Regions from separate parts of the Homo sapiens genome. Here region 2 is linked to region 1. The links are chromatin loops, found by intact Hi-C in ENCODE. Cell type or tissue: mammary epithelial cell. All regions are shown on one strand.

Region 1 (5,000 bases):
TGGGGCGTGTTGCCTTAACCTCAATTCCTTTATCTGTGAAATAGGGATTATATTAGCACCAATTCCATAGGGTTCTTGTAAGGGTTAAAAAGGATGATTCCAGTAAATTGTTTAGTCTGATTTGATTTTGTATCAGAATGCTGCTATAAGAACACAAAGAATTCCACATATGCATACCCCCAAAATAAATATTTAGAAATATCCCAGAAGTTAGAAGGGATAAGGAAGGACACTATTATTTATGTTTATCAACTATATACCAGCTAAATTGTATGCATATTTTATTTAGTCCTCATATCTAATAAGGCAAAAGTATTAACCCATTTTAGGTAAGAAAATCGAAAGGTTAAGTACGTTGTCCAAGGTCCCAGAGCTAGTAAATAAAGAATGGAAGCTTCAACCCTTGTCTCTCTGATACTAAAGACTTTGATTATTTTTTTTTACCGTGCATCTTCTCAGGGCTACAGTAAAATTGAAGTATGCCCTATTCCAAAAAGGCTAGTACAGAGACGGTTCGAATGTGCCTTCCTTCTCTGAGCTGCATCCTCAAAGCTAAGGTACTGGCAGGAAAAGCAGTGTTATCATATGTTACAGCATTGCTTTGTCTTCTAATGAAGGGCAGCAGTGTCTCAGAAAAAGGAGACTCTTGGTTAAGTTCTGTTATAGGCATTGCTTATTATGCTGAGAAGCTGGAAAGGGTGAGGAAAAAAAGAACTGAAACCACCATGCATCATTTTGTGGACAAGGATCTCATTATTTGGGCAGTGAAATGTTTATATATGACTCCCTGTAAGTAATTAGCAGGTAGAAGAGCCCACCAGGAAGGTGCTTTCCTTTGTCTCGCTGTTGTTTACACTGTCTCTCCAAGGCATTGTTTGTCCTTGAGATATTGGGGTGTGTCTCAGTGCCTGAGAGAGAGACAGGGGGAAGGAGAGGTGGAAATTGGTGCAGGGATGTTACCTACCACAGGAGACCAGGAGTGAATCTGCAAGGCCATGGAAGCAGGCAACGACACATATTGGAGTCCCACCAGCAGAGGACAGAGGCTGCACCTGACCACCAAAGGTGCAGCCCCATGTGTTTTCAAAAGAGGAACCCAGCCTCTGAGAAGGGGGCAGCCATAGATATTGAGTCCCATTGTCCTGGTTAGCAGTAAGGGGAGAGGGAAAGCACCCTAGGAAAAGAATTCTAGGGTGGGAAATAAGGTTTTCCTGTAGTTAGAGAGGATTTATTCTGTGAAACTGAAGAGGAGATTATCTTTTTGAAGAGAGGCAAAGGAGGGGAACCCTAAGACTGTAAAATGGTTATGCCTATGAGAAGACATCCTGGAAGCATTTACCTTTTCCTTTCCCTTGGCTTCTGAGAAAGAATGCTATTTAGCATCAAATGTTAGGTTATTCCCCCCACTGTTGTAATCTCTTCTAGTTATTCTTCAATAGTTACCTGGTAGAATCTGTTTCCTGTGCCAGCCTTGTGTTGGGCAATGGTGCTTTGGAAGTTAATGGACAGTCAGTGGGCATTGTGCCTGCTTATGGGAAGGGTGGTGCACCCTTCCTGTCCTACACTGTCTCCACCAGGGCCCACAGAAGCAGCACAGTTCATTGAGAAGCTCTAGCTTGAGAGAAGCTATAGGGTGACCAGATACCTGAGACTGGCAGGGGCAAGGTGACCTCAGAGATTCACCCTGCAGCCTGCTCTCACTCAAGTGTATATGAGAACCAAACCTTCTTCCCCAAATAACTAGGAACAGATATTCTGGAAACATCACCTGGAAAGAGGTAAATAGACAGGAGCAGAAATATCTGGAGGGAGACTAAATGCACATATTCCATACAAGGATAGACATGTAGTTCAAAAAAATGCTCATTGTGTGAGATTTCTCACTTTCCCACAATGACCTAATTGGTATTTAGAGCTTCTCTGTAGAGTCTTTATTTGAGTTCCCACCCAGAGCTTATGGGCTTGTTTCCGTGGTGTTTCCTAGAGAAAATGATTATCCATTTTCTTCACTACAAAACACTGAGCAGTGTAGTGACTAAGTGTAAGGGCTCTAGCGTTAGATTGCCTGGCGTTACCTCCACATTATTAATTTAGTTGCTATAAGAACTTGGGCAATTTACATAGCCTCTCTGAACCCCAATTTCCTCACCTATACATAGAATTAGTAAAGGTACCTACCCTATAACATTTGTAACAATTAAATTAGAGAATTAATGTAATTTGTAGAGTTGTTGACATATAATAAGTGTTCAGGAAATGATAACCTCTAATTATAATTATTATTTTTGTTTTTAAAGTACTAAGAATCTCTACCTTCTCCTATGGATAACAGTGGGGACTAATGTCCAGCTGTGTCCTTGATGCTGTGCTCATTAGAAGGAGCCGCAGGTTTTAGCTCAGTCATTCTGACCCTTGGCAACATATTAGTGTTGCCTAAAGACCCTGGCCCTGGGCCACTCCTAGACCAATTAAATCAAAACATATGAGGATGGTATCCAGACATCAGCATTTTCAAAGTTCTCCAGATGATCCTAATATGCAGCCATGGTTGAGAACAATTATGTTAGCTCCTTGCTACTCAAAGTGCAATCAGAGAACCAGCAGCTTTGGCATTACTTGGAAGCTTGTTAGAACCATTCAGTTTTGTTCCACCCTCATCCCAAATGGACTGAATTAGTCTGAATTTAACAGGATTCCCAGGCAATTCACATGAACATTAAAGTTTGAGATACAGACACCAGCTAAACATCTCCAGTAATACTCTTAAGCAATTGCTTTTAGCAGCAAGTAATCTCACAAGCAGCAAAATCTCCTGGTGATTTCTTTCAGCAGTTATCTGGTGAGCAGACCCTAAGAATGCATCCTGTCTTGCCTTTGGCACCTTCTCAGTTTGGAAACAATAGCTCACTTCCTCCTTTAGCTCTTAGCATCCCCGCTAGAGGGCACTTGTTCAAAGAGGAACTTGTTCAAAGACCTGTTGCATCTCATAAACAAAGCACGTACTGTTGTATTTCTAGTTGTTTCAACTTCTTTGCACTTTAGTTATTAAGGGTAGATATCCACTGGCACCCTTTGGCTCAGGGATAACTCACTTCTAGAAAAGGCATCTAAAGAATTGCTAGATATAGTCCAACATACCACCAGGCAGTCTCGGAATCAGGTAATTGATTACCTGATTCAGGTACCTGATTCATACAGGGAGAGGACCTCGTAACACATCCCATTTTTTTTTTCTGTGATCAGCCCTTAAGAATAGAAATAAATGGGTAAAAAATGTTCTCGAAACAGACCCAGACATCTCTGTTAGTAGGGGCTCAGTTATAATGCAGTAACAACCAACTCCCAAGACCTCATTTGCACCTTGAGTTTATTTGCTGCCAAGAAGGTTTGGCAGTGGGGCTTTGCTCATCATAGCCACTCAGGTTCCCAGGCTAACCAAGCTTCAACATGAGCCTTATCAATTTCTGAAGCAGTGAAAAGGAAATGACAGTGTCTCAATGAAAATAAAAAGGTTTTGTCTAGAAGTGATACATGTGGCTTTTGTGCTCGTTACATTGTCCTAGCAAGCTACAGGACTAACTTTAAAGAGTGAGAGGGACAGAATCCTTACTCTGTCCCTGTAAGGAAAGAGAATCAGATATAGATGGACATATTTCAATGGACTCCCATTTTCTGTTTCTTTTGAATTCTTTCTTACATTTAAAAAGAAATGCTGATATTTATACTGACACCACAATAAGTAAAGAACAATGGTTCAATTGGACATCTCTTTGTTTCCCTTTCTACCCTAATACTCATCATGTTGATATTTTCTAGTCTTTTAATTCTGTTATTACAAATACATTTCTTATTTTTCTTGGTCTTAGATATTTATTTTATAGATAACAAACTTTATCAGGTAAAATACATTAGGTATTATTCTGTCTTCTCATTCTCCCGGATTTTAATAATCTCTTATTTTAGTACTTCATCAAAAACTATTTTCAGTGAAGGTCTCAGCTGCTGATGCTTTGTATTTCTGAGAATATTTTTTATTATGCTCTGATCTTTGGATGACAGTTTGGACATATCATTCTAAGTTCAGATTTCTTTTCCTTTAATTCTTTGAAAAGACACGATAGTCTTCTTGCTTCCAGTTGTTTATTTTTTTGAATTCTGATAGAAATTTGCTGCTTCTTTCTTTTTTATGCAATCCGCCTTTTCTCTATCAACTTTTAGGATTTTTTGTTTGTCTTTGAGGTCCTAAATTGTACTGTAATTTGTCTAAGTGTGGCTTTTCCTTTATCATCTTCGTCTTTAAATGATCTCTTCAATCTGAGGGTCTGCATCTTATTTTTTTATTCCAGGAAATTTTCTCCATTATGCCTTCAAGTATTACCCCCTCCCCATTTTTATTTCTCCCTCTTTCTGAGATTTCTACTACCCAGATATAAGTACTGCTAAATTTAAAAAATACATATTTTTCTTTCTTTTGTTCCCTCCTTCAAGGAAATTCCCCAAATCTGATCTTTCAATTTATTAATTTGTTTCTTAACTGTATCCATTTTGTTGTATAGCCTGTTCAAGATGTCTTTTACTTCAGATATTGTGATTTTATACCTAATATTTGTGTTTGATCCTTTTTTATGTTTCTTTGTCCTTCTTTCATATTAGTGATGTGTCCCTAATCTCGTCTAGCATTGTTTTTTAGCTTAATTTTAAATTCTTGGTCCATCTGTTTTAATATTTCTGTTTCTGATGGAATTTGTGATCTAATATGTCATATTTGTTTTGAAATAGTTGTAGTTATCAAAAACTTTGTTATTTGGGCCTGTAAATTCATTTTTCTCCAAATTGGGAAATTTTTAAATGGGCTACTGTGTCAGGCAATGTGTCTAAGGAAGCCAAACCTCAGTCCCTCTCAAACACGATAAACTCAGAATGTGCATATTTGTGGAGGAGGTGGCGGGAATGAGCTCTCAGGTGAAGAGCCTCAGCCACCAGAAAAAAAGAAAAACAGC
Region 2 (5,000 bases), 88 kb before region 1:
AGTTGGTCCACTGGGGAGTATATATCAATAAATGAGATGGGAGCAGCAGAGGGAGATCCCAGCACTCCATCCCAGACCAGGAAAGGCAGACAAGGAAGAGCCACTCAGAACTCTGGTTCAGCTTGGTCCTGAGAAACCTAGTGCAGGGCTTGGCCTTATGGGAAGACATATGATCGGGGAGCTTTAGTCCCTGTAAGTTGACTCACTCCACTAGACATAAATGGCCAACTCTGCTAAACATATCTACCCTGAGTACCTTCCTATGGAAGAACTTCATGCTAAGCAGTCAAGCCTTTCCAAGGGGCTTAGTGGCTAACAGGGTCCCAAGTGTCACTACTACAGTTGTTAGCTTGTCACACTTCCATTGATTCAGTTAGTAAGGAGACAATGAGCATCAATGGATTCAGGAAGTTTATTACTTGCACAGATGCCAAAGGCAAGATCAACACAGGAAGACACTGAGCCTTGAAGAGCAAGATGACTGACAGTATGGGCAATGGGTTGCCCTGCTGGGGAGGAGCAACCCTTAAACCACGGCCAAGAAATTGTACAGACTTACACAAAAGACTGTAGCTGAACCTTAAGTGGGAGCAAGGTGGGGAGAAAGGAGGGAAGTCTTACACTCAACGGAAACCAAACGGGAGATAGATAAGAGAAGGTCAGTCTCCCACAAGACAGGGATAAGAAACTGCCTCACAGTGGCTCCTCAATAGGCTTTTCTTCCTGCTGTAGGGGGTATCTCTGGGTGTTTGAATAGGAGTGACGATGGCGCTCCCTGAGGTGCGTGATTAGTTCTATGGGTAAGACAGCAAGGCCAAACTGGCTAGAATCCTTCCAGAATTTTCTGCAACTACCGGGAAGTATTCTCTCTCATTTCCTGAGATAAAAAGTTTTATTTTTTGTTCTAGAATTTTTTATTGTGGTAGAATATATCTAACATAAAATTTATGATTTTAGCCATTTTTAAGTGTATGATTCAGTGGCATTAATCACATTCACAGTGTCGTGCAATGAACACCACTATCTGTTTCAAAAACTTTTTCATAACCCCAAACAGAAATCTAAGCATTAAGCAATAACTCCCCACTCTGCCCTCCCCATAGCCCCTGGTAACATTAGTACCTTTTCTGTCTCTATGACTTTGCTTATTCTAAATAGTTCATGTAAGTAGAATCACACAACATTTGTCCTCTTGTGTCTGGCTTATTTAACTGAGCATAATGCTTTCAAAGTTCATCCATGTTGTAGTAAGTATCAGAACTTCATTCCCTTTCATGCCTGAGTGATATTCCACTGTGTGTATACACAGCATATTTTGTATATCCATTTGTCCATCGATGGACACTTGGTTTGAGACAGGGAGTTTTAAAGAAAATGTAAGCTTATAGCTCCTGGGGTCATCTTTCACACTTGGGCAAAAGACAGCTCTAGAATGAAACCACAACACAGAGGGAAGTGGAGCTGGCCGCCGAGGGGGAGGATGATCACTGTTGAAGACCTTAATCCAGTTATGCCTAAAACCAGCCCTAACTCTGACCTTTTCAGTTGCAGAGGTAGAATATTCCCTTTTTTTTCTTAAGGTAATTTAAGTTGGGCTTCTCTTCCCACAAACAAGAATCCTAATAAATCAACAACTTATCAAAGAATAGTTATGTTTTAGAAAAGCAAACTAAAAGGGAATTCATTTTATGCCTCCTAAGTGCACAGTGAAATATTTAAAACTTTCTTACTGCTAAATCCTTGTCATTATTTTAAATGTAAACTGTTCTTGTCCTAAGTAGAGAGAATCTTTTACATAAATGCTGTTGCTGTTACTGCCACTCTCTCACCTACCAAAAAAATTTAGTGACCTACAGCATCTTTTCTTCTCAAAGTGTGCACGTAATTGATTCTAGGAAAGATCAACCAGAGGCTGTCCACAGCATAATTCCTGACTTTATTTCCAAACTACTGTTGCTGTTGGACCTCTGTTTAATTTACATCTTTTTTAATACTTCCTTATTTTAAAAAGACTATTCTTCATCAATAGCTTTTATCATTTCTGTTGACTTTTTAAGCCCCACAATACTGTTGATTTTACACCAATCTTACCATATGTAAATTTCCCCAAGAACTCTAAAATTTCTGAAATATCATAGAAAAAAATTATATAACACATGTAACTGATGTTTTCTAGTCACTGATTGAATAATAAAATGGGACCGAAGAAGTTCCAGGTTAAGCTCTCTGTTCTGAATTGGCCCTCAAAATTAAGATCTTTTCACTAAATGAAGTTCAACAACCTCCTTTAATTCATTTCACAATGTATCAGCTCTCAATCTCTAAAAACACACCCTAACATTTCATGTTGTGTACAGTGAGTGCTTTCTTTCTCTCCCTCCTTTCCTTCCAGTTAAATCCTTTCATTTTTCATATAAAGTCATGCAAAATTCTAATTCTTAAAAAGAGAGACAGGAGCTGTTATAATGAAGCTTGGAGCTTCGCCTACTACCATTCTGTTACCCGCCCACATCCGCTGTGGCCCTGGGCAAAATAGACTGAAAAACCTTTGTGGTGAGGTGTGCTAATTTATAACTAAAGTTCTATTCTCCAGGCAAGAGAATAATTCTTCTTATATTTCTTTGTATGTCTTATATTCCAATCTTTTCACCATTTTTGAATCCTTTCCAAATTCATCTTGAAAGACTCTAAAAACGTTAAGGGCTTTAGTAAAGACGCAATAGGCTGCAGAAAACGGAAGAATTGCCTCTGAGCTCCTTGTTGGACTCCAGTTAATATAATCTACTTTTGCATTTTCTAAGCATTCTGACTGCCATTGCTATTTTTTAAATATATAATAGCTATATTGAGCTGGTACATGGGGTAGGCACTATACTTTTTTAAAAAGTGTTTACATCTATTATTTCTTTTAATCTTCATATCAGCCTGAGTCCTGGAGCTGTCAGCATTTACACTACATCAATGATTTTAAATCTTGGCTGCAAATTATAACTTTTCTAACTTGGGGAACTCCTGGTGCTGTCAGCATTTACACTACATCAGTGGCTTTCAACTTTGGCTGCAAATTATAACTTTTCTAACTTTGGGAACTTTTGAAAACTCCATACCAATTATAATCAGACCAATTAAATCAGAATCTCCAGGGGTAGGAACCAGGCATCTGTGTTTTAAAAAACTCCCAGATGATTTACTACATGTTGCCAAGATTGAGCATTACCACTCTAAGAGGAATTCTCATATCAGCTGCTGAGAAAATTAATTTTCTGTGTTTTCTTACCCTAATACTCTTCAAAGATAGTAAAAGTGCATGAATGTGTACTTCCCCCAACGATGCTGCCATTACTTAGAATATATTTCAAACTCCTTTTTTTTGGAATTGCTTTTAGTCAATTTGCCAGCCACTGCTAGAAAATTCTTTTCACTGCCCACGGCAGGATTTGGGGGAGTGCTGCAGAGCTGTGTGTGCACCTGAGGAGACCATCCTCCCTCTGGCTGTGCCGGAATCCACAGCAGGATGAAAGTGGATACAGAACCCAGCAGGATCCTAGCAAGGCCACTACTCCAGGCACACCCCAAACACTCCCCATTTCATCTTCTTAATGCTTAGAGTCATAAAGCAGGCTAGCATTAGAACTGATTTTCTGTCTCCTCCTGGGAAGTGTTCAGAATTAACATTCCTATGCCTTAAGTTTTCATTTACCTCAGCTACCACGAGTCCCATTCTCTCCCAGCCTATCCCTCAACTTTGGACTCAAACCCATCAGACTGTGAACATCCCCTAATCTGATTCAAGCTCCCTACTCCTCAATACTTGCACTGTGTGCTCTGGAACCCTGACATCTACAAAATGCCCTGCATTCTCCATTACTTCTTTGAATGCTTCCTCCCCCTTCTTAGTCTAATGGAAACTTGGCTTTTCCACAGAAACACAGCTTTCTCAATACCTGCAATATCCCAGTGCACACAGGAAATACCCAAGAAATGCTGAATACAGGAATGACTCATAGTGCCATTAATAATACTTTAGACTTTGGGCAGAGGAACAAGATACCATGAGAGAATGAGAGATGCTGGTAATATATTCATGTGTAAGTGCCAAGTCTTCAGATCAGGTGAAAGACCATGGCTTATGATATTGATTAGATACTATTTCAGAACCATCAGCAAAGAAGTGAGAGTCATGACTATAGCCTCTATGCAGAAATTGATGATGAAAGAAAAGAGGTTGCATGCTAAGCTTCAGTGGACACTTACTCGCAAAATAAGAGAAAGATTGAGAACTCTCAAAAGGCAGAAAATACAGAGATAGGGACATAAAGGAAACAAAGAGGCAAAAAAAGACTAGTTCATGGAAACTTAGAGAAGAGAGTGGTGTTCTGCAGCACTGGTCACAAGCAAAATCAGTTCTGTATTTAGCTGGAAGAAACAGAACATGTTCAGTGAGTGAATTTGGAGGAGCATTTGGACATTGTGAAGAAAAAGATAAAAAGGAGGAAAAAACAAAACAAAATGAGGAGGAACAGGCTGCAGATAAGGACAGGTAAATTTGGTGGCCCTAAGGAGGCAATGGACAAATCCACTTCTGCAGTCTAGCCCAGTAAATCAGAGAAGAGAACAGAGACAAAACTTTCCTAAAGGAAAGGGCCATGGCAGAGCAACTCCACCCTCATATGAGTAACAAAAAACTCATAAACATGTGCCATTTATAATATTTGGGTGCAGAGAATCGCCACTTCTGCTAGCTCCATGTTGGAAGGAGTCCTGGGGAGTAGAGAGTGAGTCAACTGGTAGATCAAAGGTAAGCCAATAAGGCAATGATGGTAAGGTGGATGAAAGGAATTGAATGTCAGCTTGCCTCCATGCTGGGCACACTTAGATGCTGTGGATCAGCTGTATCTCTTTCCAACTTTAGTGTAATTCATGTAAAAACATGTTTGTGGCTACACTTTGCCTCACCTATTATTCATGGTCCCAGCAGTGTACAAAAGAAAACTCAATGT

What was found. A loop is a pair of places that touch in the nucleus more often than their neighbours do. Peaks named below come from ENCODE experiments on the same cell type or tissue, not always from the same donor. Only the 100,000 strongest peaks of a DNase experiment are listed, where the experiment ranks them.
Region 2: a loop joins it to region 1, with 4 times the contacts of the local background. A loop is called at or near these places in 5 of 110 quality-filtered maps.

What each region holds. Positions count from the first base shown.
Region 1 is chr4:121,459,926-121,464,925 of GRCh38, forward strand. All of the region lies in intron 1 of LOC107986309 (a long non-coding RNA gene), which reads left to right. Among named protein-coding and RNA genes, the nearest start is that of QRFPR, 81 kb to the left of the region's middle. RefSeq lists a silencer at 2,869-2,918. In mammary epithelial cell, a CTCF peak has its summit at 2,946 (motif pointing right); a DNase peak (open chromatin) is centred at 2,946.
Region 2 is chr4:121,371,495-121,376,494 of GRCh38, forward strand. The region is part of intron 1 of QRFPR (pyroglutamylated RFamide peptide receptor); the gene reads right to left. Among named protein-coding and RNA genes, the nearest start is that of QRFPR, 7.0 kb to the right of the region's middle. In mammary epithelial cell, no CTCF peak of the experiment used is centred here; DNase peaks (open chromatin) are centred at 2,527 and 3,977; H3K27ac peaks cover 2,874 bases.